Linked DNA regions of Homo sapiens: region 2 is linked to region 1. Evidence: read pairs that join two places in POLR2A ChIA-PET (ENCODE). Cell type or tissue: PC-3. All regions are shown on one strand. Each heading gives the region's core, and the rest is flanking DNA. Links, peaks and the distances in the headings are about the cores only.

Evidence for each region. Peaks named below come from ENCODE experiments on the same cell type or tissue, not always from the same donor. Only the 100,000 strongest peaks of a DNase experiment are listed, where the experiment ranks them.
Region 2: POLR2A ChIA-PET joins it to region 1 with 10 read pairs; 2 of 35 experiments call an interaction of 5 or more read pairs at or near these places.

Annotation. Positions count from the first base shown.
Region 1 is chr7:48,538,656-48,554,900 of GRCh38, reverse strand. All of the region lies in intron 55 of ABCA13 (ATP binding cassette subfamily A member 13), which reads right to left. Among named protein-coding and RNA genes, the nearest start is that of LINC02838, 160 kb to the left of the region's middle. In PC-3, for the core only: no CTCF peak of the experiment used is centred there; no DNase peak of the experiment used is centred there.
Region 2 is chr7:48,711,366-48,727,610 of GRCh38, reverse strand. It overlaps LINC02838 (long intergenic non-protein coding RNA 2838), which reads right to left. Exons shown (of 3, transcript NR_183322.1): 3 at 16,127-16,245. Among named protein-coding and RNA genes, the nearest start is that of LINC02838, 11 kb to the right of the region's middle. In PC-3, for the core only: no CTCF peak of the experiment used is centred there; DNase peaks (open chromatin) are centred at 8,430 and 8,660; H3K27ac peaks cover 358 bases.

The sequences.
Region 1 (16,245 bases), core at 4,888-7,387:
CCTTCACCACTGTTATTTAACATAGTACTGGAACTTCTAGCCAGAGCAATCAAATAATAATAATAATAATAATAATAAATAATAATAATAAAGGGCATCCACACTAGAAAGGAAGAACTCAAATTATCCTTGCTGCAGATAATATTATCTTATATTTGAAAAAAATCTAAACACTCTAGCACAAAAAACTACTAGAACTGATAAACAAATTAAAGTTTCAAGATACAAAATCAACATACAAAAATCAGTAGCATTTCTACATGACAACAGTGAACAATCTGAAAAAGAAATCAAGAAAGTAATCCCATTTAATATAACCACAAATAAGATTAAATATCTAGAAATTAACCCAACCAAAGAAGTGAGAGATCTCTACAATAAAAATGGCAAAACATTGGTGAAAGAAATCAAAGAAGGAATAAAAAAATGGAAAGATATTCCATATTCATGAATTGGAAGAATCAATATTGTTAGAATATCCATATTTCCCAAAACAATCTACAGATTCAATACAATCCCTATCAAAATACCAATGGCATTCTTACAGAAATAGAGAAAACAACCCTAAAATTTATATGAAACCACAAAAGACCCAAAATAGACAAAGCTATCCTAAGCAAAAAGAACAAAACTAGAGGAATCACTTTACCTGACTTCAAAATATACTACAGAGCCATAGTAACCAAAACAGCATGGTACTGGCATAAAAACAGGCACATAGGCCAATGCGACAGAATAGAAATCCCAGAAACAAATCCATACACCCATAGGAAATTCATTTTTGACAAAGGTGTCAAGAACATACATTCAGAAGAAGATGGTCTTCAATAAATGGTTCTGGGAAAACTGGATATCCATATGCAGAGGAATGAAACTAGACCCCTATTTTCTCATCATATAAAAAGGTAAAACCAAACGAATGAAAGAATTAAATCTAACACCTCAAAATATGAAACTATTACTTGAACAGTTACTATTACTATTACTTTGGAAAACTCTCCAGGACATTGGTCTGGGCAAAAATTTCTTGAGTAATACCCCACGAACACAAGTGATCCAAAGCAAAAACAGACAAATGGGATCACATCAAGTTAAAAAACTTCTGCACTGGAAAAGAAATAACCAACAAAGTGAAGAGACAGCCCAAAGCATGGGAGAAAATATTTGCAAACTATCCATCTGAAAAGGGATTAGTAACCAGAATACATAACAAGTTCAAACAGATATACAGGAAAAATCTAATAATTTGATTTAAAAATGGGCAAAAAATCTGAATAGACATTTTGCAAAAGAAGGCATACAAATGACAAACAGGTATACGAAAAAGTTCCCAACATCACTCATCATCAGAGAAATGCAAACCAAAACTACAAAAAGATATCTCACCCCAGTTAAAATGGCTTTTATCCAAAAGACAGGCAACAAGCAACAAATGCTAGAGAGGATGCAGAGAAAAGGGAACCCTCATACACTGTTAGTAGGAATGTAAATTGGTAGTCACTATGGAGAAAAGTTTGGAAGTTCCTCAAAACTAAAAATAGAGCTACCAAAGGACCTAGCAATCTCACTCCTAGGTATATACCCAAAAGAAAGGAAATCAGCATGTAAAAGGGATATCTGCACTCCCACATTTATCACAGCACTGTTCACAATAGGTAAGATTTGGAAGTAACCTAAGTGTCCATCAGCAGATGAATAGATAAAGAAAATGTGGCACATATACACAGTGGAGTGCTATTCAGCCATAAAAGAGAATCCCATTATTTGCAACATGTATGGAACTGGTGGTCATTGTGTTAAGTGAAATAAACCAAGTACAGAAAGACAAACTTCATATATTCTCACTTATTTGTGGGAGCTAAAAATTAAAACAATTGAATTCATGGAGAAAGAGAATAGAAGGATAGTTACCAGAGGCTGGGGAGGGTAGTGGGTGTGTAGGGAGGGAAGTGGGGATGATTAATGGGTACAAGAAGTAGTTGTAAAGAATGAATAAGACCTAGTATTTTATAGCATAACAGTCAATAATAACTTAATTATACATTTTAAAATAACTAATAGTATAATTGGATTGTTATAACAAAAAGGATAAGTGTTTGAGGGGGCAGATACCCCATTTGTCATGATGTGATTATTATGCACTGTACGCCTATATCAAAGTATCTCATGTACCCCATAAATATATATAACCCTTATGTACCAACAAATATTAAAAATTAAACAACTTAAATCATAACATTACTTTGTACCCCGTAAATATATACAATTATAATTTGTCAATACATATTTTTTTCTAAAAAAAAAAAAGGCAACAAAGGTGAGGAACAATGCTCCTACAATACAAAGGAAGTACAAAGTAAAACCTTGCTAAAAACCAAGACTGAACTAAGACCTATACATTTCTATTCAACCTATGTTGTAGGTCCAAATTCTGTATCCAACCACCACCAAAGTAAGCAGAGAGAATTCTACTGTCCATTGCTGTTGATCAACATCAACTTAATAAAAAGTTTACATTTTCTTAGATGAGTAAAACAACATCCTCTAAAAATAAACAGTGGAAAAGGAACAAAATCTCTAAGATTCAGCAAAACATGTATCTGAATATTAAGGAAAGACACTGGTATTTCCAGAAGAATGCAAGATGAAGCAGCCTCAATGAAATAGAAACATAAAACCCAAGGAAAGGAATGTCTGAGATAAAATTGTAACTTTTTTTTTAAGGCCCTCCAGAATGAGAACAACAGGTTAATAGGTTAAAATTAGTAAGGACTGCAAGGAAACCAAAATTATTTTCTTAAATTAAAAACAAAACTATGAATAAAGGCTAAAAGGACAAATGAAAATACTACTAAGCCTTGATGATTTGACAAGGAGTTTAATGGGTTTTGTTTTCTTGCTTTTTTTGGTTAACTTCAGAGGAAAGAACATAAAACATGTAAATATCTGAACAAGAATCAAAGTGAGGCTGCCTTGGACCTCTCCATTGCATGCTGACTGTCAGAAGACAGTAGGATAATGCCCAGAGTCTGGTGAGAAAATGTGTGACCTTAGAATGGCATGTGCATTCTTGTCTTTCAGAAGGGAAGGCTGAAACCTACTCTCTGGTAGTCAGGGAATCAGGACAGGGAATCTCTCACTGCAGTCATCCTTTGTTACAAAAATAAAACACAACTAAGATTAATTTTACCAAACTGGGAATTAAGCATTATTATAATGAATGAAAAAGTTGGTGGTCAGTAGAAACAAATTAAAACAGACATATATCTTAAAAAAAAAAAAGAGTGCAATACATACGAATTTATTTGAAAAGAAAAAATAATAAAGTAATAACCTAAAAGCAGTCTAAATCTAAAATCAAAGAACATTATCAAGACTGAAGAGAAAAAGGACAGATCTAATAATCCTTAGATTTATGTGTCTGTAACTCAAAAATATTTCACTATTGATTCTGGAAATTCAAATTTTTGAAAAATTCAAAGGAATACAACATAATCACATGGGATTATAGTGGCAATGCAAAAGTGGTTTTAATTAATCTAGACATCTAATTAAAGATGAAGTTTAAATGTACATTTTACTTTTATTGCCTCACCAAATTCTATCAAAATGATAGCTCACTCTATAGTGAACAGTCAGTAAGCCCTAGCCATATACCAAGGGTTTTCATTAAGGATTTTAATGCTCACATATTAAGTAGGAGTAGACAATCACAAAACATTAGCTATTTGAAGGAAATATATGACATGAACAATACAAAAACAAACAAAAAACTCCAGAAAATTCAGGTAGCTGAAACAATGCAGATAAACTAATTTAAAAGAAAAATACATCAATATTTAAAGAAAAAATGATTTATTTAGATATTGCATTTCTAAAAAGTAGGATGCCATTTTTTTCATAAATAAGTCAAGAGAGAAAAAATAATTCTTGAAATATTTAGAAATATGACTAAAATAGAATGCTCAGTAAAGAGCTGGAAGGTAAAAAAAATTTTCAGTTGGCCTCTATTAGTCTTATCTGTAAAATTATTAAAAACAGTATCTGCCTGGGATGACAGTTGGTGCACACTGATAGTGTGGGGAGGTGACATAACATGGATGACCTGTGCAGGTCTGCCAAGCAGATGGATGGATGGATGGACGGATGGATGGACAGACGGATGGATAGATTAAAAAGATAGATAGATGAGATAGATAGGTATGTAGGTACGTAGATAGATAAATAGATGGATTCACAGTATTATTCAGCCAGTGGCATCATCCACTGAAAAAAGAAGAATAAACAACAACACACACATAAATTAAGAGATTTGTTACTCAAAGATAAAAAAGAAAGTAGAGACCAGGCTTGGTGGCTCACGCCTGTAATCCCAGCACTTTGGGAGGCTGAGGGGGGGCGGATCACTTGAGGCCAGGAGTTCAAAACCAGCCTGGCCAACATGATGAAACCCCGTCTCTACTAAAAATACAAAAATTAGCCAGGTATGGTGGCAGGCGCCTGTACTCCCAGCTACTCTGGAGGCTGAGACATGAGAATCATTTGAATCAGGTTGGGGAGAGGTTGCAATGAGCTGACATCGCACCACTGCAATCCAGCCTGGGCAACAGAGCGAGACTCCATTTCCAAAAAAAAGAAAAATAGAGACTTCAAAGAGTTTGGTAAAGAAGAAAATATATGAAACGCAGAATTTTCTATAAAAATAAATATTCAGCTACTTTGTGGTAAGCATAGGACAGAAATGTTAGCTATGCTTCATCTGCCTATGAAGACTTCATGACTAAAACACCAAAAGCAATGGCAACAAAATTCAAAATTGACAAATGCGGTTTAATTAAACTAAAGAGCTTCTGCACAGCAAAAGAAACTAGCATCAGACTGAACAGGGAACCTAAAGAATGGGAGAAAATTTTTGCAATCTACCCACCTGACAAAGGTCTAATATCCAGAATTTTCAAGGAACTTAAACAAATTTACAAGAAAGAAACAAACAATCCCATCAAAAAGTGGGCAAAGGATATGAACAGACATTTCTCAAAAGAAGACATTCAACTGGCCAACAAACATGAAAGAAGCTCAACATCACTGATCCTTAGAGAAATGTAAATCAAAACCACAATGAGATACCATCTCACGTCAGTCAGAATGGTGATTATTAAAATGTCAGGAAACAATACATGCTGGTGAGGCTGTGGAGAAATAAAATCGCTTTTATACTGTTTGTGGGAATGTAAATTTGTTCAACCATTGTGGAAGACGTGTGGTGATTCCTCAAAGATCTAGAACCAGAAATATCATTTGATCCAGCAATCCAATTACTGGGTATATACCCAAAGGAAAATAAATCATTCTACTATAAAGACACATGCACACGTATGTTTATTGCAACACTATTTATGGTAGCAAAGACATGGAACCAACCCAAATGCCCATCAATGATAGACTGGAAAAAGAAAATGTGGTACATGTACTCCATGGAATACTATGCAGCCATAAAAAAGAACGAGATCATGTCCTTTTGCAGGGACATGGATGAAGCTGGAAGCCATCATCCTCAGCAAACTCATAAAGGAACAGAAAACCAAACACCACATGTTCTCACTCATAAGTGGAAGTTGAACAATGAGAACACATGGACACAGGGAGGGGAACAACACACACCTGGGCCTGTTGGCGGGTAGAGGGCAAGGGGAGGGAAAGCATTAGGACAAATACCTAATGCATGCAAGGCCTAAAACCTAGATGACAGGTTAATAGGTGCAGCAAACCACCACGGCATATGTATACCTAAGTAACAAACCTGCACATTCTGCACTTGTATCCTGGAACTTAAAGTAAATTTTTTTTAAAAAAAGTAAAGAAAAAATAATGACTCCTAAATAGGCTAGAGTTGTCTGGCTATAGGTTTACCAGGCAACCACCACCCATCTCTATTTTAATAGAGATGTAGTCAAGTTTCAATCTTAGAAAGAAGCTGAGAATAATCCTCCCTTCCTGTGTGAGTCAGTAGACTCACCTGTGCCTGGCACTGACAGGATTAGAGCTCCCCAGGTGTAAGGAGCATGTAGGGAACATAGAAGCTGTGCAAGCAAGGCATGCAGAAAACACCCTGGCATGAGGGAACCTGCACATTGCTCATGGTGGCTTAGTTTCTATGTAACGAGAGCAGCTGAAAGGGAGATAAGGTCTCCCAGTGAGGACTTCCCATGAAGCGCTAGGGAGCTCAAACAATATATTAACTAAAATTTGAAGATTGGAAGTCGACATGTGAACTCTCACACAGCTCAATACATAAGCCATAGCGTGAGGTTGCTTTTGACGTTTAACAATCTGTGGACAAAAAAAAAAAAAATGTGTTACATGCTGGTGTTTTTATCATCCTTCACTCCCAGTACTGTATTACATTAACTAAAGAAAATATGGTTTTATGTTGGCATAGCCTTAGAAAGAAAAATAGATTCTAGATTAACAAAGACTTCAACTCGGCTTTTATATTTAAATGTCTGAGAAAGAAAGCAATTCCTTCCAATATTCCTCTTCAGTGAAATTATCCCTTAATTAACAAAATGCTTAGGGACATTTCTCCGCCAGGGGACTTTCAGAAGTTTTCTAATACCACTGCGTAATGAAACAAAGACTGTACCCAAGATGATTTAATTATAGTGGCATATCGGGATAGGAATATAGAAATATATGTATTCCTATAGGATAAACAATATTTTCCAGTGAAAACTAACAAATGAAAATACTCGCTGTGTATGAGCAGTTAGCAGTTTGTTATATACAGAAGATATTTTCCACTAAAAAGAACATATTATCAGTTCTAGCTATGCATCAACCTTGTTGTTCTTGAAAAGACACAAAAGACATCGTGGATGACAGAAGCCACACCACAGGTAGTGTGTTAGCAAACAGGAAGTAAACATCAACAAGTAGCAAATACAAATGCTTCTCAACTTAGGATGGGGTTACATCCCAATAAACCTATTGTAAGTTTAAAATACTGTAAGTTGAAGATGCATTTATTGCACCTAACCTACCAAGCATCATCACTTATCCTAGCCTATCTTAAGTGTGCTCAGAACACTTACATTAGCCTACAGCTAGGCAAAATCATCTAACATAAAACCTATTTCATAATAAAGTCCTGAATATCTCAAGTAATTTAGTAAATACTGTACTGAAAGTGAAAAGAATGATTGTATGGGTACCCAAAGTATGGTACTCACTGAAATGTGTATCATTTTTACACCAGTGTAAAGTTGGGACATCACGGACCATGTGTGCAGAGGAGTGAGCATCTTCAGTGTGAAATTAAGAACACCTCTGCACATACTGTATTCTGGGTGCTCCCCATGGAAGCCTGAGGCAGCAAGCAGCAGGGAAACCCATCTAATACAGATCTACATGGGGCCGACTGAAGTCAATGCTTGTGGCTAAATACAGATGCTTTCTGCTAGTTTGCACATTCTGCCATATCTTAGACATAGCATGGAAGAGGCAGCATTTTCTTTCACAGAATAAGACTTTTTCAGCTAAGAGATACTTTGTTCCAGGGAAGGGAAATTCAAATGAGAATATAACTATGTAATAGAGAAATGACTCAGTACATGCTGGCATAGAAAACCAGTGGAATACAAGGTAGGCATTAATGTGAAGACTGTGCAGCAGTTCTGAAAACATTTTGATATGATGATGTAAATTTAAAAACTGAATGAAATGAATGAAAAAAATATACACTGTATATGAGCATTTTTGTGTATATGTACATGCAAGCATGTGTACATGCAGACAGATAATTGATACATACAAACATAGAGGCACAGTTAGACCATTTTTTTAAACTGGTGTCTGCAAGAATAAAAATCACTTTGATGTAAAATTAGAGAGGACTTTCTTTCATTGTTTTCCTAGGTTAGTATTGTTAAATTGTCATTTAATTTTAAATGGAGAAAATTAAATTGTCAACTAGTTGCTAGTTGGTGAGGTTATGATTCAAACTACTCTAATTTGTGATTCATATTAGTCTAAAGGAAGATGAAACATTTAAAAGCAATAAATGAGTTCCATGTCTTTTTGTATATATTGGTAGTGCATTGGTTTATATGAAGCACAGTAATTTATACATAAATTTTTAAGTATTATATACATAATACTTAGAATTTTGATGGTGTCATAGCACTTCATAGTTATTGTTCACATGAATTCTATGATACGGTCACTTAAAAAACGGGAAAACCTAAGGAAAAAACAGTTTATCCCAGTTGCATATATTAAAATGGAGCAAACTCAAAAAATGCTAGTTTGAAATGTGAAGAGAAAGGCTTTTGTCTTAAGAGTTTATATCCCGTTTATTATTTAATTGTCTGATAATCTAACACACGATCATAGCGCAAGATTTGGAAAGTACAGGAAGGATTAAGAAAAAATAAAACTTAACCTATAATTCTGTGTCTATATATAACAACTATTGACCTATTAATGCATTTTGATTCATTATGTTCTTTCATTTTACTGGATTCTGTTTATATTCTTGCTGTCAAGAAGTTGGTCTTTGGTCTAATTCATCACTGCCAAATTAAACTTTCTGCAACAATGAAAATGTTTTGTATCTGTGCTGCCTGAAACAGAAGGTTCTTGTACTCTTGAAATGTTGCTAGTGGCTGCTGAGAAAAAAATTATAATTTGATTTGATTTTAACATATTTACATTTAATTTTAGATGCTACAAGTGGCTAGTGGCTATTATTGTGAACAGATGCAGGTGTATTTCTTACTTTGTGGTGACCTGCCACCTTGTTTCTTTTAAGAGTTTGTTTTTGGAATTCTTGGTTTCAACACAAAGTGCCTAAGTATGAATGTCTCATTTATTATATTCAATAAATGTAATGTTTCTTCAATTGAAGGAAGCAACAGTCTTAACACTAGAAAATCCTCACCTATTATTTCTTCAAATGGTGCCTCTCTCCCATTGTCTCTATTCTTTTGTTCAGAAATCTAATTAGACTTATGTTAGACCTCTTTCTATCCTCCATATTTCACATAATTTCATTTTCATATTTTTTATTAGCAGTACATCATTTGTTTTTAACCCAACCATTGTTTTTCTTTTTAATAGCCACAGTTTTTAATCTTAGTACTTTTTTTTTCAAATCTATTCTCTCTCATATCATGGTACTTCTTACATTTTCTTTGTGATTGTAGTTCTCTTACATTACATTCTTTGTGTGCCAATTCTCCTTTTTGTGATAGCCATTAATTTATCTATATAGTAGATAGTTGTCTTGTGTGTTTTGTAATGTTTGTTTAGTCACTCCACTTTAATGGGCTCTTGAAAAAAAATGATATATGAGCTGTGAGACCATCCTTGCAAAGATTTGTGTTTTCTTCTTAAAAGTGCCCATGGGTATCATCAAACTGAGGTCAATGTTTATGTTATATTCTTGGGTAGGGGGAGTTGTGGTTCTCAGATCACAGGTAGTCAAATTTAAACTCCCACAATTCTAGGAGTTTCAGTTCTAGGGTATAAGCTCAGGTTTTCAAAATTCCAGGGGAGATTTTTTTCTTTTCACCTCTAATCCTAGACAGAAATTAATGTTTTCCTATTATCTTTCTATGCCAGTAGAAGGTCTTTTCTAGATCCTACCCCTTCAGTAAGGATGCAGCCTTTCAACGATCCTAGCTTTATACAGAGTTTCAGTTCAATGCTTCTCCACATGCAGAGCTGCAGTCATAGCTCTTGCACCATCAGGGACATTAAAACCTATGCCTCCAAATCAGAAATTTACATATGCTTTGCCCCTTTCTTAGGTGGCAACACAAGCAATTACTCTGGAATGAAAGTGTGAAAACTCTGTTTTTCCTCTGCTCTCACACCACAACAATCAACACAAGACTTCTGTGACCAAATGTGTGGGGATTTCTCCCCACCAACAATCAAGCAATCATTTCTGCAGCAGACACCAGCTGAATGTTCTCTAGTTCAGTTCTATTCTGACCCTATCTGCCTGCAGACATAATCAGATCCCACAAGTTGAGGGCTCAGTCCCCAAGACCGCTCCCTTTCAGATGCCAGTCACAAGCCTCAGGTTGTTTTACCTGAGCTTCTGACCTTTTGGGATCGGCCAGGGATCCTATGACCCTCTTCTTGGGTTTGATTAATTTGCTAGAATGGCTCACAGAACTCAGGGAAACACTTATTTGCATTTACCAGTTTATTACAAAGACTATTACAAAAGATAGAAATGAAAAGATGTATAAGGGAAAGCATGTGGGAAGGGGTATGGAGCTTCCATCCCTCTCTGGGAACCACCCTCCAGGAACTATCAAGTGTTCAGGTATCCAGAAACTCCCTGAACACAGTTTTGGGGGATTTTACAGAGCTTTTACAGAGGCATGGTTGAATAAATCGTTGGTCATTTGTGATCAACTTAACCTTCAGCGTCTCATCATCCCCTGAGATTGAGGGGTGTGGCTGGAAGTCCCAACCCTGTAATCCTGCCTTGGTCTTTCTGGTGACCAGCCCCATCCTGAAGTGACCTAGAGGCTGCCAGCGCCATAAATCATTAGCATAAAAATTACATCAGTTTGGACATTCCAAGAATTTTAGGAGTTGTAGGCTTGGAAATGGGTCTAAGACAAAAATATATATTGCACAGTATCACATCAGGTTTGTTGGTTTCTTCTTTTATGGCACCTGGAAATTTCCCTCCTTTCTTGTGACCTCAGATAGGTACTAATATAATCGTTTTAGATAATTCTTATCTAGTAATGAGAGCATTTTCAAGTTATGCTAATCTTCCATTTTAATATATTTAATATTATTTTAAATGATTTTGCACCAACATTTTGTAATTAATGTAATTGTTAAATATATAGGAACAATACCTTCTCAATTATTTACTAGAATAAATATATTTTCATTTAAACCTTTATCCAAGTTTCTGTTATCTCCCTAGGCACAAATTTCCCAGAAGGAAAATTATTAGCCCAAGTATTTTTTATATATATTGCCATGCTTAACTCCAGTAAAATTATGATTTATATTCCAAAGATAAGCATATAACAGTGTCCACTTTACTATACCTTCATGAAATTGTGCACTACATTTTAGTTGTTTATAATGATTAAAAATATATATGTATCTGTTGTTTGTTTTGCATTTTTATATTAATGATGGCAACTATTTTTAAAATGTTTATTAACCATTCACTTTCATATTGTGTTTAATGCTTAAGTCTTATGCCTATTTTTTATTTTTTTTATTTTTTACTTTTTTGAGATGGAGTCTCCCTCTGTTGCCCAGGCTGGAGTGCAACGGTGCGATCTCGGCTCACTGCAACCTCCGACTCCTGGGTTCAAGCGATTCTCCTGCCTCAGCTTCCCGAGTAGTTGGGATTACAGGTGCCCACCACCATGCTCAGCCAATTTTTGTATTTTTAGTAGAGACAGGATTTCACCATGCTGGCCAGGCTGGTCTCGAACTCCTAACCTCAGTCAATCTGCCTGCCTCGGCCTCCCAAAGTGCTAGGATTACAGGCGTGAGCCACCGTGCCCAGCTAGCCTATTTGTATTGTAATTGTAGTCTTTTCCTTATCACTATACAGTAATTTACATATTATACCTATTAATGCTTTGTCTTATTTGATCCTTGTTTTCAGCCTTTCAATTTTAATGTTTCGACTTACAGAAGAAATTTAAATTTCTATGTTTAAATATATCTGTATTTTCTACTGTAAATTTTACATTAATTTAATGTCTAAAAGAAATGTCCTTATTGAATAAACAATGTGTTTATTTGCCTTATTTCTAATTTTCTTTGAGGGATAGAAAATACCAATCTCAGGAAAATTTTGCAACTTCTTTTCCTTTTATCACTAATGTAAAATGTGTATACTACCTTTTTTATATTTTGATTTTCTCTTATCGATTAAGCAATCCAATTAGAAAGACATTATTTTATTACAAAGTCAATATAATGCACTGAAATATTTCTTAAGTCATTTAGCCATTATCAACCTATTCTTTTTGAAAAATGTCACGATTAGACCCATCTATTTATTCTTGTGTTTAAAACTTCAGAAATTCTGTGTAAAGCCTACTCTATTCTCTGCAATATCAATTGGAATTACATTAAATCTATAAAACTTGCTAGAGGAGAGTAATAGTAAGATGATTCAGCTTTTCCATTCAGCAACATGGTATTATCTTATTACTTATTTATTCTTTTATGCTGAAAACATCATCTACATTTTAACATATAGGTTGACCATATTTCCTTCTAAGGTTATTCATTACCTTGCATGTGTTTTTTTCTATTGTAATTGTTTTTCATATTATATAGCCTTGAATGTATTTATTATTTTTTCTGGCCACTTCAGTTGAAATTATTTCTTAATTGATCTTCTTGGGTATTTAAGTGTATGATGACACAAAAGATAATAATTAGCAGTATAAATACTCATACTATTTTTTAAACTATGTCTTATAGCAGGAACTTAAATTCCAGAAAATGCTAAATAATAATGTTGATCATGTTATTCTGTTTCTTATTTTAACAGGAATTACTCTAGTACTTCATAAATAAAAATGAAGAGTTGTATTTGTCATGTTTGTATGATAAACAGTCTTGTTTCTTGTGTTGATGACGTGAAACTCATTCTCCAAATATATTACACTTTGTAACTATTAGATAATTAAAGAGTTAAGGTCTCTTCCTTCCAACGTATCCTCTCATTCTCTTTCTGGTTTTCCCAACAGACTTTGCTTTACACCTTATCATTCTATGTCTTTCATATACAGAATTTCTTGACTGCAATGACTTCACATCAAAGAATGTATTTTATTTAGTAGTGTCTTTGCCTCATATGTACCTTTACTTGAATTATATATTTAAATGTTAACGTATTTATACAGTTTTGTTTTGTTTTCATTTGCATAATGGCCATTATTTTTAATTTCACTGTAATGGTGTGTTGTGTCATGTAAAAAAAAAAATACCTTTTTTAACCCAGTTTCTGAGTGTCTGATTTTTTAAGGAAAGATACTCCCAATAATATTTATTATAAAAATATGTGCCTGCTCTGTTATCTGTCAACTTTCCTTTTAAAATATATATATAGATATAACTAAGATATATATCATATGATATTTATATACATGATATTTTATATGTATATATATATCTCTTTTTCTTCTCCCTTTTAAAATATTTTATGTTCTGTCTCATTGATTGTGACTACTTTGTTTTCTCTAATAGTCAAAGGGTGGATAGGAACTGCATGTGATTTAGAGTTTCAAAAACTTGGATTCAAAGCTCCATCATGTTCTAGAAGTTTGACTTCCGGCAAGCCACTTAATTTTTCTGAATCTTAGATTCTTGTCAGTAAAATTAGGATAACAACCTCTTTGTCATTATAATTATCAAATAAGATCTAGAATGTAAAGCCCCTAACTTAATACTCGGCGAATAAGAGAGACACAGTAAATCATGGCTAATGAGATTAACATTTATGGTGTTCAGGAGCCACAAATTTCAATAATTTCAGATGTAATAGTCCAAGTAAATGTTTGATGGTGTCCATCAATAAGGCAACAAGCAATGGTGGCAACTGTGACAAACTGGAACCAACGCCAATCCAAATCCAAAATTTTAACACTATGCTGACCAAATAAAAATGCCACAGCCTTTCATATTTTAAGTAAATATCACAACATAAGATTTTCATCAGAAAACTTGTCTCCAATTTTTAGAGCCTTTTGTTAATCTTGCCACTACCTTAGCAGGACTTTAGTGTTCCAGATATGAGACTGCTAGTTTTAAGTCAAATAATTATTTATTCTTATGCCTGCTTCTCAACTGTGTTGATCAAATTCATAAAACAAATCTTAGTCTTAAATTCCTTACTTCACTTCCTTGTCTTCACTTCCTCTGGGACCTAGTCTATCATGCTGCAGCCTTGACAACTTGCCAAGACAAAAAGTTGAGAGTTACGATAGTAGGAAGAAGAGCTACAGAGAATAGAAAATAATAATAATAAAAATGCATGTGATTTCTGGCCTGAGACAACTATCAGTATATCAGGAGAACATGACATGCTCTGAGCCAAACTACAGTGGACAATTTTGAAATATATTTAGACATGTATTACTCTCAAGTTTGAAGATGTGCATTCATGGAGATTAGTAAATTAAACAGGAAAGTAAAAGAGCCCTGTTTTAGATAATATAACCTCAAAGAAGAGACAAAAATACCTTAATATATTGAATGAATGAGTAGATGTGTTTCAATTAGGTAGCAATAAGCTATGGGCTTCATGGGCAGGAAGGTACATTTCAACTCTCTAAGTAGTGAAAAATTCCATTGTGCTGCTAATTACCTATTTAATTCTTTGAATACCAATGTGCAATTAACATTACAAATAATCAAGGTTAAAATATAATTAATGCAAGCATGATTTAGTTATAATTAAACTAATTACACAGATATGGAGTATAATAAGGGACTTGCAGACCATTATTTGTATGTAAATTTATTCTTCTTTTCAAGAGTAGTTATTTGAATTTCATTTTCCAATTATTTTACAAATGATGAAATAGAATTACAAAGGAGAGAGTCAGTCTTCCAGGGATGAAGAAATAAACCTAATTTTGCTTTATAAGTTAAAATTCTTTTGTCTACATGTACTTGTAAATAGAGAAGTTAGAATTTTTTTTTTCAAAACCTACCTCCAAATTCAACAAAAATATCTTACTTCTTCTATGACTGCAGAGAAAAATCAAGGAAACACTTGAGAGAGATTCAATCCCATACAGCAGGATTTCCTTTCAGAGTAAGTAGTATCACAACTCTCTTTACACATACCAACCTCAAACACTTGCTCAACTAATAAATTTTCTCTACTTTCTGTTCTCAAACATAATTAGCTCTTAATGTTGAGTTTTCACCTATTGACATAGATTAACCCAAGTAAAACTGCATTATCTGCCGACAGACAGAAACAGATATAGCATGTAGCATTTGGAGCAAGATAGATTTGATTTCAGGTCTGCAATTTTCTTCATATAAGTTAGTTGCAGTTAAATGACAACAGCATGTCTGTTTCTGCACAAGGTGGATTTTATGTGGTATAGCATTGAACCTTCATTTAAACATTTGAGTTATTATTTCTAGTATATGGATGAAGAAATGACTAGAGGAGAATGTCGAGAGAATAAAAAAGGGAAATTCTAAGAAGTAAAAGAGATAACTAAGCACAAAGTGACACTTGTGATACATTCTAATTCTATCAGAATGAAGTCAGAATGATACAAGGAAACAAATACATGAAAACCTAATCTGTCACTTTCTGAGGACAGCTGAAAACCAATTGATTATTGTGAAAACTGGGTAAATAAATTCTGTCTCTTTTCCTGTATGAACTGTACCTCTGAGTAGCCAAATAAAAGACAGTTAAAGCATCTCTGTACAAAATTATCCAAACTAGTAAATGAAAACAAAAAGACTAGGTTAAAACATGACCATTTTGCAATGGATGAATTCACCTAAGCATTAAACATCAAAACTGCTAAAAGCAAAAAAAAAAAGACTAAAGACCAGCTATTATGTGCCTATTTTTTAGTTTTATATTTTAATATTTATTATTTTTACACAAGGTTATGAGATTGGCTAATTTTTGTATTTTTGGTAGAGACAGGGTTTCCCCATGTTTCCCAGACCGGTCTCAAACTCTGGGCTCAAGCAATTCGCCCGCCACAGCCTCCCAAAGTGCTAGGATTACAGGCATGAGCCACCTCACCTGGCCCAGACATTATGTGCCTCTTGATGAAAGAGAACATCATCTCCTGTTTAGTCATGCCAAAGGATTGAACCTGCGTCTAACTAAACCTCTGAATCCAGCTGCAATTGCAAGAAACAGAACAAATGAACATATTAAATTCCATCATCAGTATGCAGTCAGCAAAGTTTGTAGGCCAACTCACCATGTCCAACAGTTCAGGTTCTTCGACAGAGAGTTTGTAAAGAAATGAAAGGAATGGAGAAAGGACCTGTGAATTGAGTAACTTAAAGGCCCTATCAAGTATCTTACAAACATGCAAGATTAAACTATGGTGTCTAGGAATAGACTCTTGCGTAATGAATTCAAAAAAAATCATTTAAATGGAAGAGGTTGTATTTGGAATGGAGTACATAGAATGACTTATAAGTTAGCTACCAAAGTTCTACTTCTTGTCCTGAGTTTTGTTT
Region 2 (16,245 bases), core at 7,449-9,948, 170 kb before region 1:
TTTCCTCTCTTGGACTCCAGGAATAGATTTTTTGTTCTCTTAGCTTTACCTTGGCTGACAGCAGCTGGGTACCAAGAGTGAGCTCATGAAACAGACCTTTGAGATAAGATTTAAAAATTTGAAGGCTCACCAGTTTGACCTGAATTAATGATGACTTCATTGTTGTTGGAAAATGGGATGCTAAAAGTCAATACCCATGGACAACCTAACTAATGGAAGCGGTCTCTCTCTCAGTCTGGAGACAGGCTGTCTTGTGCTTAAAAACTTTGAGTAATAACGTCACCCAAGAAGGTGCCTCATAAAGAGGTTTCTATTATCCTCCAGTTAATGGAGAAAAACAAACTCTATACAATACCTTAAAGAGGTTTATTCTGAGCCATTATGAGTGACCATCACCTGGAGAAAGCACAAACCCAAGAAGCCTTGAATAAGTGATTCTGAGGCAGCTGGATTACTGGATAAGTTCAGGAAGGCAGGAGTTATAGGCAAAGACATAAATCAATACATGAAAGGTATACATTGATTTTGCCCGAAAAGGTGGAATATCTTGAAGTGGGGTCTTGCAAGTCATAGATGGATTGAGATTTGTTAATCTGAAATTGGTTAAAGGAACAAAGATTTGTCTAAAAACTTGGAGTTAACAGAAAGGAATGTTTAAGTTCAAATAAGGATGGTGTGTTAGAGTCAGCCGTAATATGACCTATTTAATAAGACTGATTGCCTGCAGGCAAGACTTAATGCTTGCCTTGCCTTGCCTTAGGTTTTGTTTATAATTTGATATTTTGTTGCCACAAAAGTCTTTTTTGTCAGTCTTGTAATATCTATTTTGACATTCATGCTGGTCAGTTGTGCCTAAACTCCAAAAGGGATGAGATAAAGGCATGTCTGACCTCTCTTCCCATCATGGCCAGTTATATGGTTTGACTGTGACCCCACCCAAATGTCATCTTGAACTGTAGCTCCCACATGTCATGGGAGGGACTCAGTGGAAGACAATTGAATCACAGGGGCAGGTTCCCCCATATTATACTCTTGGTAATGAATAAGTCTCATGAGATCTGATGGTTTTATAAGAGGAAACCCCTTTTGCTTGGCTCTCATTTTGTCTTTGCCAGCCACCATTAAGAAGTCCCTTTGCTCTTCCGTCACCTTCTTCCATGATTGTCAGGCCGCCCCAGCTGTGTGGAACTGTCAGTCAGTTAAACTTCTTTTCTTTATAAATTACCCAGTCTGGGTATGTCGTATTAGCAGCATGAAAACTGACTAATAAAGTAAATAGGTACTGATAGAGCAGGGCACTGCTATAAAGATACCTGAAAATATGGAAGTGACTTTGGAACTGGGTAACAGGCAGAGGTTGGAACAATCTGGAGGGCTCAGAAGACAGGAAAGTATGGGAAAGTTTGGAACTTCCTACAGATTTTTTGAATGGCTGTGACCAATATGCTGATAATGATATGGGCAATGAACTCCAGGCTGAGGTGGTCTCAGTTGGAGATGAGAAACTTGTTGAGAACTAGAGTAAAAGAGACTCTTGTTATGTTTTAGCAAAGAGACTGGTAGCATTTGGCCTCTGCCCTAGAGATTTGTGGAACTTTGAACTTGAGGGAGATGATTTAGGGTATCTGATGAAATAAATTTCTAAGCAGCAAAGCATTCAAGAGGTGACTTGGGTATTGTTAAAAGTATCCAGTTTTAAAAGGGAAACAAAGCATAAAATTTCAGCAAATTTGCAGCCTGCTGATGCAATAGAAAAGAGAAACCCATTTTCTGAGGAGAATTTCAAGCCAGCTACAGAAATTTGCATAAGTAACGAGAAGCCAAATGTTAATTGCCAAGACCATTGGGAAAATGTCTCCAGGGCATGTCAGAGGTCTACATGGCAGCCCCTCCTATTATAGGCCTGGAGGCCTAGGAGAAAAAAATGGGTTTGTGGGCTGGGCCGAGGGTCCCCCTGCTCTGTGCAGCCTAGGGACTTGGTGCCCTGCATCCCAGCCACTCCAGCCATGGCTAAATGGGGTCAAAGTACAGCTCGGGCTGTTGCTTCAGAGGGTGCAAGCTCAAGCATTTGCAGCTTCCACGTGGTATTGAGCATGCAGGTACATAGAAGTCAAAGATTGAGGTTTGGGAACCTCTGCCTCAATTTCAGAGGATGTATGGAAATGCCTGGATGCCCAGGCAGAAGTTTGCTGCAGGGGCAGGGCCCTTATAGAGAATCTCTGCCAGAGCAGTGTGGAAGGGAAATGTGGGGTCAGAGCCTCCACACAGAGTTCCTTCTGGGGCACTGCCTAGTGGAGTGGTGAGAAGAGGGCCACTATTCTCCAGACCCCAGAATGGTAGGTCCACCAACAGCTTGCACCATGTGCCTGGAAAATCAACAGACATTCAATGAGCACCCATGACACCAGCCAGGACGGAGGCTGCACCCTGCAAATCCACAGGGGCAGAGCTGGGCAAGACCATGGGAACCCACCTATTGCATCAGCGTGATGTGAGATGTGGAGTCAAAGGAGATCATTTTGGAGCTTTAAGATTTGACTGCCCTACTAGATTTTGGACTTGAGTGGGGCCTTTAGCCCCTTTCTTTTGGTTAATTTCTCCCACTTGGAACGGCTGTATTTACCCAACGCTTGTACCCCCATGTATCTAGGAAGTAACTAACTTGATTTTTATTTCACAGGCTCATAGGCGGAAGAGACTTGCCTTATCTCAGATGACACTTTGAACTATGGACTTCTGAGTTAATGCTGAAATGAGTTAAGAATTTGGGGGACTGTTGGGAAGGCATGATTGGTTTTGAAATGTGAGCACATGAGATTTTGGAGGGGCCAGGAGTGGAATGATATGGTTTGGCTGTGTCCCCACCCAAATCTCATCTTGAATTATAGCTCCCACAGTTCCCACATGGTATAGGAATAACCCAGTGGGAAATAACTGAATCATAAGGGCAGTTTCCCCCATACTGTTCTTGTGATAATGAATAAGTCTCACGAGATCTGATAGTTTTATAAGAGTGGCTTGGCTCTCATTTTCACTTGGCTCTTGTTCTCACTTGGCTCTCATTTTCTCTTTGCTGGCTGCTAAGTAAGATGTGCCTTTGCTCTTTCTTTGTCTTCTGCCATGACTGTGAGGGCACCCCAGCCATGTGGAACTGTGAGTCAATTAAACCTCTTTTCTTTATAAATTAACCAGTCTCAGGTATGTCTTTATCAGCAGTGTGAAAATAGACTAATACAGCCAGGAATTCAGTTTTTAAGGTTTTTCTGGGATTCCTATGGCCAAGAGGAAATCTGTTCAGTTGGTTGGGGGCTTAGGATTTTATTTTTAGTTTATAGGCTGATATAGTTTAAATATTTGTCCCCACCCAAATCTTATTGCTCTGTAATCCCCAATGCTGGAGATGAGGCCCCCTGAGAGATGTTTGGATCATGGGGGCAGATTCCTCATGGCATGGAGCTGTCTTCATGACAGTTAGTTTTCACAAGATCTTGTCATTTAAAGTTGTGTGGCACCTTCCCCCACCCAGCACCTTCTCCCTCTCCCTCTCTTTCACTTGCTCCTGCTTTTGCCATGTGATGTGCTGGTTTCCCCTTTGCCTTCCAACATTGCTGTAAGCTTCGTGAAGCATTCTTAGAAGCTGAGCAGATGCCAGCACCATGCTTTCCTGTAAATACTGCAGAACTGTGAGCCAATTACACTTCTTTACTTTATGAATTACCTAGTCTCAGGTATTCCTTTATAGCAATGCAAGAATTACCCAATACAAAAAAAAAATCATAATAGGACTAGGATATTGTTATAAAGATACCTGAAAATGTGAAAGTAGCTTTGAAACTGGTTAACAGGCAGAGATAGGAAGAGTCTGGAGGACTCAGCAGAAGACAGCAAGGTAAGAAAAATTTTGGGACTACTCAGAGACTATTTAAATGGCTGTGAGCAAAATGCTGATAGTGATATGGACAGTAAAATCCAGGCTGCCAAGGTCTCAGATGGAAATGAGAAACTCATAGGGACCTGGAGCAAAGGTCACATGTGTTAAGCCTTAGCAAAGAGCTTGGCTACATTGTGTTCATGCCCTAGGAATCTGTGGAAGTTTGAACTGAAGAGTGATAACCTAGGGGCTGAAAGAAATTTCTAAGCAGCAAAGCATTCAAGATGTGGTCTGGACGCTTCCAACAACCTACCCTCAGATGCAGGAGCAAATAAGTGACCTAAAGCTGCAATTTATTTTAGAAAAGAAGCAGAGTGTAAAAGTTTGGTAAATTTGCAGCCTGGTCATGGGGCAGAGAAAGAAAAAGCTCTTTTGGGAGAGGAATTCAAGCAAGCTGTGGAGCAACCTCTTGCTGGAGATATTTCCATAACTAAAATGGAGTCAAATGCTAATATCCAAGACAATGAGGAAAAGGCCTGGAAGGCATTTCATAGACCTTCTAGGCAGCCCTCTCATGACAGGCCCATAGGCCTAGGAGAAAATGATAGTTTAGTGGGACAGGCCCAGGGCACCACTGCCCTGCAAAGCCTTGAAATAATACTCCCCACTTCCTCGCTGTGTCAGCTCCAGTCTTGGCTCAAAGGTGCCCAGGTACAGCTACAGCTTGGGCTGCCACTCCAGAGGGCAAAAACTATGAGCCTTAGTGGTTTCCATGTGGTGTTAAGCCTAAGGGTGCAAAGAGTGCAAGAATGAATGAGGCTTGACACCCTCCACCTAGATTTCAGAGGATGTATGGAAAACTATGGGTGCCCAGGCAGAAGCCTGCTATGAGGTGAGCCCCCACAGAGAACCTCTATTAGGACAGTGCAGAGGGAAATTGTGGAGTCAGAGCCCCCACATAGAATCCTTGAGGGGCACTGCATAGTGGAGCTATAAGAAAGGGGTCACCATTCTCCAGATTTCAGAGTGGTAGAGCCCTGGCAGCTTGCACCCCGTGCCTGGAAAAGTCACAAGGCACCCAACAACCTGTAAAAGCAACCATGGGGGCTGCACCTTGCAAAGCCACAGAAGCGGGGCTACCCAAGGCCTTGGGAGCCCCCCCACCCCCACCTTGCTCCAGTGTGCCCTGGATATGGGATATGAAAAAAGTAGATTATTTTGAAACTTTAAGATTTAGTAACTGCCCTGCTGGGTTTTGAACTTGCATGGGGCCTGTAGCACCTTTCTTTTGGCTTATGTCTCCTTTTTGAAATAAAAATGTTTACCCAATTCCTATATGCGCATTGTACCTTGGAAGTAACTAACTTGTTTTTTATTTTACAGGCTCATAGGTGAAAGGGATTTGCTTTGTCTCAGATGAGACTTTGGACTTTTCAGTTAACGCTTTCCATTAATGAGTTAAGACTATGAGGGTCAGTGGGGAAGGCATGACTATATTTTGCAATGTGAGAAGGACGTGGGATTTGGGAGGGGGCAGGGGTGGAATGTTACAGTTTGGATATTAAACCCTGTCCAAATCTCATGTTGAATTGTAATTCCAAGTGAGGCCTGGTGGAAAGTGTTTGGATCATGGGGGTGGATCCTTCATGGCTTAGTGCTGTCTTCATAATAATGAGTCCTCACGAGAGATCTGGTCTTTTAAAAGTGTGTGGCACCCCCCCCACCCACCTGCTGACTTGTTCCTGTTTTTGCCATGTGAGGTACCAGCTAATGACTGTAAGCTTCCAGAGGCCTCTCCTTAGAAGCTGAGCAGATGCCAGTCTCATGTTTCCTGTAAAGACTGCAGAACTGTAAACCAATTAAACCTCTTTTTAAAACAAATTTACCAGTCCCAGGTATTTCTTATAGCAATGCAAGAAAAGCCTCATACACATGCCACAGTTAACCCTTCCATTTCGTATAGCTTCCAACTTATAATGAGAATTAGACAACAACATTCTTTCAGGAGAAAAATACAAAGTCCCATAAGAAAAGATTGACAAGAGCCTGTGGGCCATGTGTGGGAATAACCCTGGGGTAACTGGATGGAGGATGACATAAGTGCTTGATCTGGCTCAATTTGTCATTACAGGTACACTTTCTCAAGATTTAGGATTTAATATACTAGCTTATTTTTATGTTATTATAAACGTTTTTCTATTGAGATCAAGAGGATATACTTACAACTGTTACAGTTCTCATTTCGGCATCCAGTCACGAGGTCATAGCTAATATGTATAACTATATTCTTCAGCTCACCATTCATATTTCCTTTTCCCAAAGCAAACACCTTGGCTGGTCATCATTTCTTGTCTGATGCGGTCACCCAATTTTTCACATTTGAAGGATCTGGGCTATTAGATGTTTTGTCTGAAAGATGCTCCATTTTTTTCACTCATGTTAATTATAGCACATAGGAATACTAAGAAGTGACCTAGGGGATCACCTTTATTTTGGACATATTCTTTCTCACCTCAGCAGTGTAGCAGAAACCTAATTTCTCCTTGATACCTAGTGTCAATCACCCTAGTCAGCCCAGTACCTCCTCCTTTGTCTGTTGATTCACAAGCAGGAGAAACCTAAGCGGCCAGGTGTCGGTCTTAACTGCTAGTTTAATGGAATCGTTGTTGTGTCCCCTAATGGAAGCATTTCTTCTTTTGTAACTTAAACTAATCCAGCATGTCTTATCATCATAATGTTATCAATGTAATGGACCAACATTATGTCTTATCGAAGAAAAGGCAACTAAATTATGAATAAGGCAGAAGAGTTGATCTACTCCTCAGATAGGCCCATGAAGACATGGCTAGCTGAAAAGAAAATTTCTTCTGGTGATGTTTCTCAGCAGATATATAGAGAAAAAAAAATCACAGGATACAGAACAGTGTGTCAGATACCAGAGGCTGCATTACTTTTCTAACACAGCAAAACCACATCTGGAATAGCAACTGCTATTTTCTTCAATCATTTCCCAAGATTCACCTGCAAGTTGAATTGGGATGTGGTAGAAATCACTGTCTCTGCATCTTTCAAGACCTAGACAGTGACACTAATCTCTGCAATCCCTCCAGGAATGTGATATTGGTTTTCATTTACTATTTTGTGGTTAGAGGCAAGTGGAAGCCACTACATATATAAGTAAAATGAATTACATACCCACAGATAGTGGTCATTATTATGAAAAAAGAAACTGATGACTTTAAAGGAATCAGAAAAGTCTTTAATTATTTCTTAATTAAACCTAGTGTTTTGAAACAATGTTCAAAAATATTATCTCAAATTGATATAAAATATGGACTAAAAAGCTGCCACTAACCTCAATGTTTTTGGTGTTCGGAACAGATTTCTCATTTAAATAGAATCATGATATCATGATCACAGCTCATTAAAGAATAATTCTCTAAATACTCAGTCCACATTCAAATTTGTCCAATTCTACAGAATCCTCAGGATAGAATCCAGGCATCAGTAGTTTTTAAAGCTGAAGGGTGATCTCTATAGGCAACCAAGGTTGAGCAATACTGCTCTAGCCCATGTATTTCCTGAATGAAATTTAGGTCTAAAAATTTGATTCAATTTAGTTAAAACATTTGTTGCAAGAGTAATTTCCAAGTGAAGTTATCCTTCCTACTGTATCATATGCAGAAGCAACTATTATTCAGATATAGCACTAGTAGTAACATTAATCTCTCAATTAAAATATATTTTTTTCTTTTTTGCAATGATCAAGCTATTTGCACACATTTTATTTGCTTTTTACACTAAAAGAATTCTATTCACCAGAAACTTTTATGAATTAGTAACCATGGGTACTTTCTGACTTAATTTAATATTTTATGAATATTAAAAAATGATGGTATTTCTGATTTTTTCTTCTACATTTATGATCTAAAATTATTCTCTAAAACATGAACTTAACTTCAAAGTTTTAAAAATTATCATGTCAATATTACTACTTACAATAATATAAGTAAATTTTAAAACTTTTTTGTAGTTTTTTAATTTTTCTATAGGATATAAACACTGAAAAAGTGTATATGGTCAGGTCACTATATTTAAACTTACTACTTAAAATATTATATATTCATTTCACCATATTAATATGTAGGTTCATTTGTTTCTGTTTTCAATTTCGAGGTGTGCTTTTTAACTAAATTTTGCTTTTTGAACATGGAAAATATTTACAGAAGTCCAAACTATATAAAAAAGTATATTCAGTAAAATGTTGCTTTCATCCCTGTATTTTTTTATCCAATTCTCCTTGCCTATGAGATAACCATTTGTATTAGATTATGGTTGATTCTTTGAGTGTATCTCTTTTTTTTTCAAAATTAGGCAAATAATTGATTTCAAAGATTACTCCCTGTGATGGTTTATTTTAGGTATCGACTTAACTGAATTAAGGGATATCCAGATAGCTTAGAAAGCATTACTTCTGGGTGTGTCTGTGACTGTTTCCAGAATAGATTGTCATTTAAACAAACAGAGTGACTGAGAAAGACCTGCCTTTATCCAATGTGGGCAGGCATCATCCAATTGGCTGCAAGCCCAGATGGAACAGAAAGGCACAAAGAAGGTGAATTCTCTCCCTCTCTCCTGAAACTGGGACACCCAGCTTCTATCCTTGGGCATCAGAACTCCAGGTTCAACAGCCTTTGGACCCTGGGACTTGTACCAGAGGCTCCCCAGCTTCCCGGCTTCTTCTCAGGCCTTCAGACATGGACTCAGTGTGCTACTGGCTTTCCTCATTCTCCAGTTTGCAGATGACCTATTGTGAAACTTCTCAGCCTCCATAATCATGTGAGTCATCTCTCCTAACAAGTCCTCTCTCAAATGTCTGTATCATTTTTATGATATATATATATTTACATATCCTATTGTTTCCATTTATCTGGAGAACCCTAATATATTACTATATACTTACTATATAGTAAGTATATACTTACTATATACTTACTATATACTTACTATATAGTAAGTATATACTTACTATATACTTACTATATAGATTTCTTCATTGCTTTTTCTTTTTAATTATGGCACACTGATAGTTCAGTCAATTATCAATTTTTATATAGAGAACATTTAAAAAATTAACAGTCTTTGCTCCAATGGAAAAGGCTGTTGTTGGCCAGCAATGGCTAGCATGGGGGCAGCAGAATGGATTCTGTCTTAAGTTTGAGGTTTATCTACTTTTCTTTACACAATGCTGTTTTCTTGTGAACTTTTGAACACTCAAAAGTCAGGAATTACATATAGGCTCATTTTACAATCAAAAGACAAGTGGATAAAATATTATTCATATTACATTTAAGTGGCGAAAACAGCTATTTTAAAAAAAAATTGTTACCAAAAAAAAAAAAGGAAAAATGTCATGAAAGAGGAGGGCTGGGTGAAACCAAGATATTCCATCCTATATATGGAGTCAACACACATATCCCAGAGAAAGTGATGTTTAAGTTGAGGTTTGGTGCATGGTTAGGACAAAGCCAGGAGGACAGGTTCGGTCAAATATGTTTGGAGCATGGAACAGCCTAGAAAAAATGTCATTTCCAAAAAGAGATTGGAAACATATGGGAAATTAGTAGAAACACAATTGTGATAGAGCCCTAGTGAGCTGATAATTCTCTCCAAAATTATTCTTTCTTCTCTTGATTTTGTTAATCTCATTCCTAGAATCCCAGCACTCAACTGAAAAATAGCATCATCTTCAGCTGCGCCTTGTTCAAACCCCCTACATCTACAACCCTGAGGTCATCTTTTTTTTGTCTGTCTCCTCCTCTCCATTCTGTTTGATACTCTGTAATGCAGAAATTGGTAACCACTCATCCATCCTACAAGTGCCCCCATATTCAAATATATATATATTACATAAGGTATCTTTATATTTCTAGTTCAATTCTTTGAATTTCCTGTTAAATTCAAACATTATTATCACAGCCACATTTTATCTCAAAGTGGTCCTTTTGGCACAGATAGTCTTTGAGTATCTTTTACCCCTCATCCTTTTCCATGATCTCCAAAGCTAAGCTCCGGGGTGCTCACTGTGATAGAATATATTATTTTCTAAAGTCTTCGCTCCTCTATGTATTTTGTACCCTTTGACATGTAACTTTGCAGTCTCTCCCACTAAAGGAGAGGAAGACTAGAGGCATAAACAGAGCCATAGCAACTGGTGCACAGTTCCAGAAGAATGACAATAGCGAACCACACAGTGATGGATTAACATTGCTCAAAGGGCAGCTTGGGCCTGGCTCAGCTTCTGGAAGTACCACTAAGCCCTTGGAATGTCCTTTTGGGAAAAGTCAGCATCTTGTCTTGCTTTATAGTACAGTATAGTATAGTATAGTATAGTATAGTATAGTATAGTATAGTATTTATAGTGAAGTCTATTAGGTCCTAAGAACTTTCTTCTTCAGATATACATATCTAGACACCTTCTTCAGCCATCCCTCCTACTCCCACACCCTTATGAAAAATCATGACTCTTCTGAAAATGAGACTTCTGAGAACATGCACCTTCTCCAGATGATGCTCCAGTAGACAGGGCAAGAGTCTGACTTTTACCAAATCTGTCTGACATTTGGTTCATGTAACTGACTTCTGCCAAAACTATCTGGCTTTTTTCTTATAGATTGTATCCTTGTTGTGAAGCAATGACTGCCTTAACTTTAGTAGATGGAGATCTGTTGTGAAATTTAAAATACATTGCATTTTCAATTTCACAACAACAATCTCTGCTCTGATATCTTCCACTGGCTTTGCCACTTACTCTCTGTGAGACCTTGGGTAACCTACTTAACCACCCTGGCCTTGGTCACCTATAAGAGAGGACAAATAACAGTGAGTAACATAAAGCGTTGTTGTGAGTTCAGTGCATAAGCATATAAAATGTACCTAGGATAAAGCTTGGAATATTACTATAATATTGTAAGTATTCAATAAAAACCAGCCATAATAATTATTACTACTCTCATATAATTATTATTAACTTTCTTAGATGCGAGTTAAGCTCCCTAAGGTTCCATTTTGGCTCATCTCTTTTACCAAGTGCATCTGTGCTCTTCACAGTGCTTAGAACATTTCGAATAAGATATTTTATATAGTATTAAAACTTCATCTGAGGCCCTAAAACAGAGAATAAAAGGTGCTAATTTCTCAAAAATTCTAGGGAGATTCCAAACCAACTATATAGAGCATATTAAGTTTCTCCACTATCCCAGAACCAAACTTCAGTGATGAGAATTCAGGGCTGAATTCTGCTACCAGCAGTAACAAAGTCATTGCTGTTTGACTAACCTGCCCATCTATAATAACAAGAAAGCTGAAACAATTGCAGGAATAGTTGTTTAAAAGCATCAGAAAAAAACTAACACAGATATACATCAAAGGACCAAAGTCCCAGAAAAAAGAGAAAGACATGAGATAAATATTAGACTAACACCAGGTTTTTTCTCTGAGGACACTTGTAGACTTTCAGATCAGGAGAGAATCTGAACAAAAAAACGTGAATGACAGCATCTGGCAGTCTCTCTGGCCCACACACACTTAAACTGATGTTGAATGTTACCACAGCATCCAGGACTTAAGGGCTTGGGATCAAAATGAAATGGAAATTTCATGGAGACGAGCTGTCAACACTTTGCACGCAATTCCCCTCAATACTGATTCCTAAATTGCACACACAACAGGGCAAGAATCTGCAAAATTAAGCATCAAGTGGCTTCAACAGAGTAAAAAGCTAAGCAGATATTTCAGAACTTTGGTGATTCTGGGAAGATAAAAAATACAGTTCTGGGCTTGCCAAAGAGGAGAGGCCCTGAGACATAACTCAGGCTTTTTCATGGGACTCTGGAAAGGATATACTATAGCAGTAAAGGTGAACTGAAAGTAAATATCTGATTATACTCTATATGACTAAAAGTATAAATTAAATTCTTTTCTATAGAGCAAAGAAATTTAATTCAGAATTTCTACAAATCATCCTGTACTATATTGAGATTTACCAAGTATGCCAAGAAGTAAGAACAAATAACTAAAACCCGAGAGACTATAAGACATCAGAAGCAGACCAATAGGTGATCTATATATCGGAGTCTATGAATACTTAAATTATTATTATATATTCAATTAAAGGGATGAAAAAATGAAAATTTCACCAGAGAATTAAAATATATAAAATAATAAAACAGAAATTCTAGATATTAAAAGCAATATAAGTGATAGTAAGGATTAATGACAAAAAGTTTCAATATAGATAGGTGAATACACATTAGATGCAGCAGGAAAGAAGATTCATGAACTGAAGATGATTAAGCATAAAACATCCATATTGAACCAAAGAAAGACAAAGAGGAAAATAACAAAAAGAGTAGACACATATGAAGCACAGAGAAAAGGTCTAATATATGTGTAATTAGCATCTGAAATCAGAGAGTAAAGAGAATGGGGAAGGAGCAATATTTGAAGAGATGTTTAGCAAAGGATTTTCTAAAAATGATAAAAAATAATAAACAGATTGTTCTGCAAACCTCACACAAGACAAATGAAAAAATTTCTGACACCATCACATACCATATGCAAACTACTAAAAAATAGAGACAAAGATAAAATTGTCGAAGTAATCATTGAACAATGTGTACACCTTCAAAAAGGCAACAGTAAAACTGACAAGCTAACATTTCAAAAGATGTGATGGAAAAAATGAGGCAATATAATGACATTTATTTTTAATGAGGAAAGGATAGCTGACCATGTAGAAATTTTCATCCAGTGAAAATCTCCTCCAAAAGTGAAGGGGAAAAAAAGAGATGTTTTCAGGCAATCACTAAAAAATTCATTATGATAAAAATGACACTAAAGAAATTACTAAAGGAAGCTCTTGCAGAAAAATGATCCATGATTATTTTCCCAGGAAATTATTTTCCCAGTAAAATAGAATAAGCAGTAGTAGTAAAAAGGGTGAATATGTGAGTAAATGTACATAACGCTTGGCTGTTTAAAACAGTATTAATATTATCTGGTGGATTTAAAATATGTAAAATTAAAATATTTTACTGAAGCAATATGAGAGAAAAGGAGTCTCAATGCAGTTAAAATGTTTTAAAGTCTTTTTATGATTCACAGAGCAGTAAAGACACTGATTTAAGGTAGAATACAATGGAACACTTTCCAATAGAAATACGATGTAAATCATACATGTGAAGTCAGAAATTTTAATAGCTACACTAAAAATTTTTTAGAGAATGAAAAATTTAGAGAATGAAATTAATTTTAATAACATATTTTATTTAATTCTCTATCTCGAATGTTATTTTAATAGATACAAAAATTAATACTGGATATTATGTATTATTTTGTCAGTGTTAAATACTTGAAATCCAGTGTGTATTTTACATCTGCAGCACAATTCAATCTAGCACATTTCAAGTGCTCCAAAATCACATGTAGCCAGTGGCTGCCAGGTTGCACAATAGCACTCAACTATATCAGGGATGCAAATAGTAATTGTGAAGGTAAGTACTAATAAAAATAAGAATTAATAATAATGATTAACAGGCTAACAGATTGAAAAAATATGAAGGAATAAAATATATTTACTTCATACAAACATGCAAGAAAAGGATTGATCAAATAAAAGATGACAAATAGAAAGCATGGCAAGATTGGTGATTTAGACTTAACTGTACTTAGATTTATATTAAGTCAAATAATATAAATAGACTAAAAACTCTAATCAAAAGACAAATAATGTCAATTTGGTGAAATATACAACCAAACTTCAAGCTGCCTACAAGAGAAACAAATTCATTATAAAGAGATAGGAAGTTTTAAAGTACACTGGAAAAACATATACGAGGCAAACACTAACCAGTGAATGCTAGTGCTCCAAGAATATAAAAAGTATAAGGCAAGAATCATTAGTAAAGATTGAAACATATTTTAAAATGATAAATAGATCAATTCAACAAGAAATATAACATTTCTAAATGTGTTACTTCTTCGAATTTAGCGGGAGTTGAAGGAGGCATGTGGTCTGGACAACATGGTATAGACTTGGCTTTCCCTGCTTCTCCCCTCTAGGTCTAACTATAAATCCTGGAAATAGTGCAAGATGCAACAAAAGGCGTATTCTGAAAGATGGGAGGACAAAGGTGAGTTTGTTAGGGACTGAGGACTGAAAGAACAAGACATGGTGGGGTGTCCAATCTTGGAGACAACTTTGGTCTCACAGGTCTGAAACTCCCCTTGCCCTCAGGAGACAGCAGGCAGCCAGACAGTATTGGAAAGGGCAAGGGGATCCCTCCATAACAAGCACTCTGGTAAGCAATTTCTATCCCCACAAGGCATGAAAATCTCTTCTGTCACTTGAGGGACACTGGGTGGTCAGAAAGTACAGGCAAATGGGATCCTGCCTCAACAAGCCACCTGGCTTGGGAAGACTTGTTGTCCCTCCATGGTGGAGAATCACTTCCGCCACCTGGAGAGACCATATGCCCCGTCCTGAGAAAGAACTTTCTGCCCCCTCGGGATGCCAGCAAGGTCCAACAGGAGCCCCAGACACACCATATAAACCAAGTAGAACAAAATACTACTACAAAGGCTCATCTAAGATTTATTTGCATGCTAAATCTAAACAGAAAGCATACCTGCTGAAACAGGAAATTTAAACAGGATCCAGAATCTCATAATAGATATAACAGGCATGCACAGAATACAATTGAAAATCACCTATCTTACCAAGAACCAAGAAAATCACAACCTGAGAAACACAATCAACTGAAGCCAACACTGAAATGATACAGATGTTGGAAATATCTGATGAGGACTTTAAAGCAGCTATCATAAAATTGAATTAATAAGCAATTATAAACTCTCTTGAAACAAATACTAGCAAATCTCAGCAGAAAAATAGAAGTTACTCAAAGAAGACCAAATCAAATTTACCCAGGTATGAATAATATAATAAAAATTAAAAAAACTTGCCAGATGGGCTTCCTAGTAGAACAGAGATGACAGAGAATAGAATCCATGGACCTGAGGACTAATCACTAAAATTTACCCAGTCTGAATAACAGATAGCAAACAGAACCCCCCGCCCCGCGCCCCCCCAAAAAATTGATCAGAGCCTTAGGGATACAGAAAAGTAAAATATTCAACATTTCTACTTAAAGAAATAATGGATAAAAACTTCTTAAAGTTAGCAAAATATATAAACTTTACAAATTTAAATATCTAAATGAATCCCAAATAGAATAAATCCAAAGAAATCTGTATCAAGAAACATCATAATTAATCTTCTGAAAATTAATGACAAAGAAAAGGCTTGAATGTAGCTGGAGAAACTATGTTATCTACAAGAGAACCCCAATTCAAATGGCAGTGAGTTTTTCATCCAAAACCTTGGAAACCAAAAGAAAATGACACAAAACTTTCAAATGATATTTAAGGAAAAAAAACTGAACCACAGATTCTATAACTGGTGAAATTATCCTTAAGGTAAGAAGATGAAATAGAGACCATCTTGGACATAAGAAAACTAAAAGGATATGTAGGATATGTCACTAGTAGACCTACTCTTAAAGCCTGGCTAAAGGAAGGTCTTAAAACAGAAAGGAAATAATAAAGGAAAAAGATCTTAGAGATCAGAAAGAAATAAAAAACTGGACATGGAATATAGATACATAATAATATATTATTTTCTTTATGAATTCTATAAACCATATTTTATTAGTGAAATAAAAATTATTACATTATCTTGTACTCCAGATAATGATATTGAAAAATGAGGACGGTAAAGAGACCTAAGTGGAAATAAACTTTCACAGGACTCACCATTGATACCAATAGACTATGACAAGTCACATGTTAGGTATACTGTGAAACCTACAACAACATTAAACTGTACAAAGAGTTGAACTCTGAAACACTGTAAATAAAGACAGAATTCTTAAAACTGTTCAAGTAACCCACTTGAAACAGAAGAACAAAATGCAAATCAAACAAACAGAAAACAATAAAATGGCAAATTTAATCCGTTAGAAATCAAAGTGTTACTGATTTTAAAATGGGTTCTTTTTCTATGCAGTGATGAGAAGACAATGCATGAAACCAAAAGTGAGCATCAAGCAGTGCAGGCTTTATTCAATGGCCATGGACTTAAGAAGTGGGAGCTTGACTCACAGATTAACTTCTCAATTAATGAGAGACAGGAAGTCACAGATATGGGACATCTTTAATGAAGGGTTTGGGCATTAAAAACAAGGGGAGGAGTATTCTTGTCTTTTCTGGGAATGGGTGGAGAATTCCTCAGAACCGGAGTTGTGGTCTTCCTT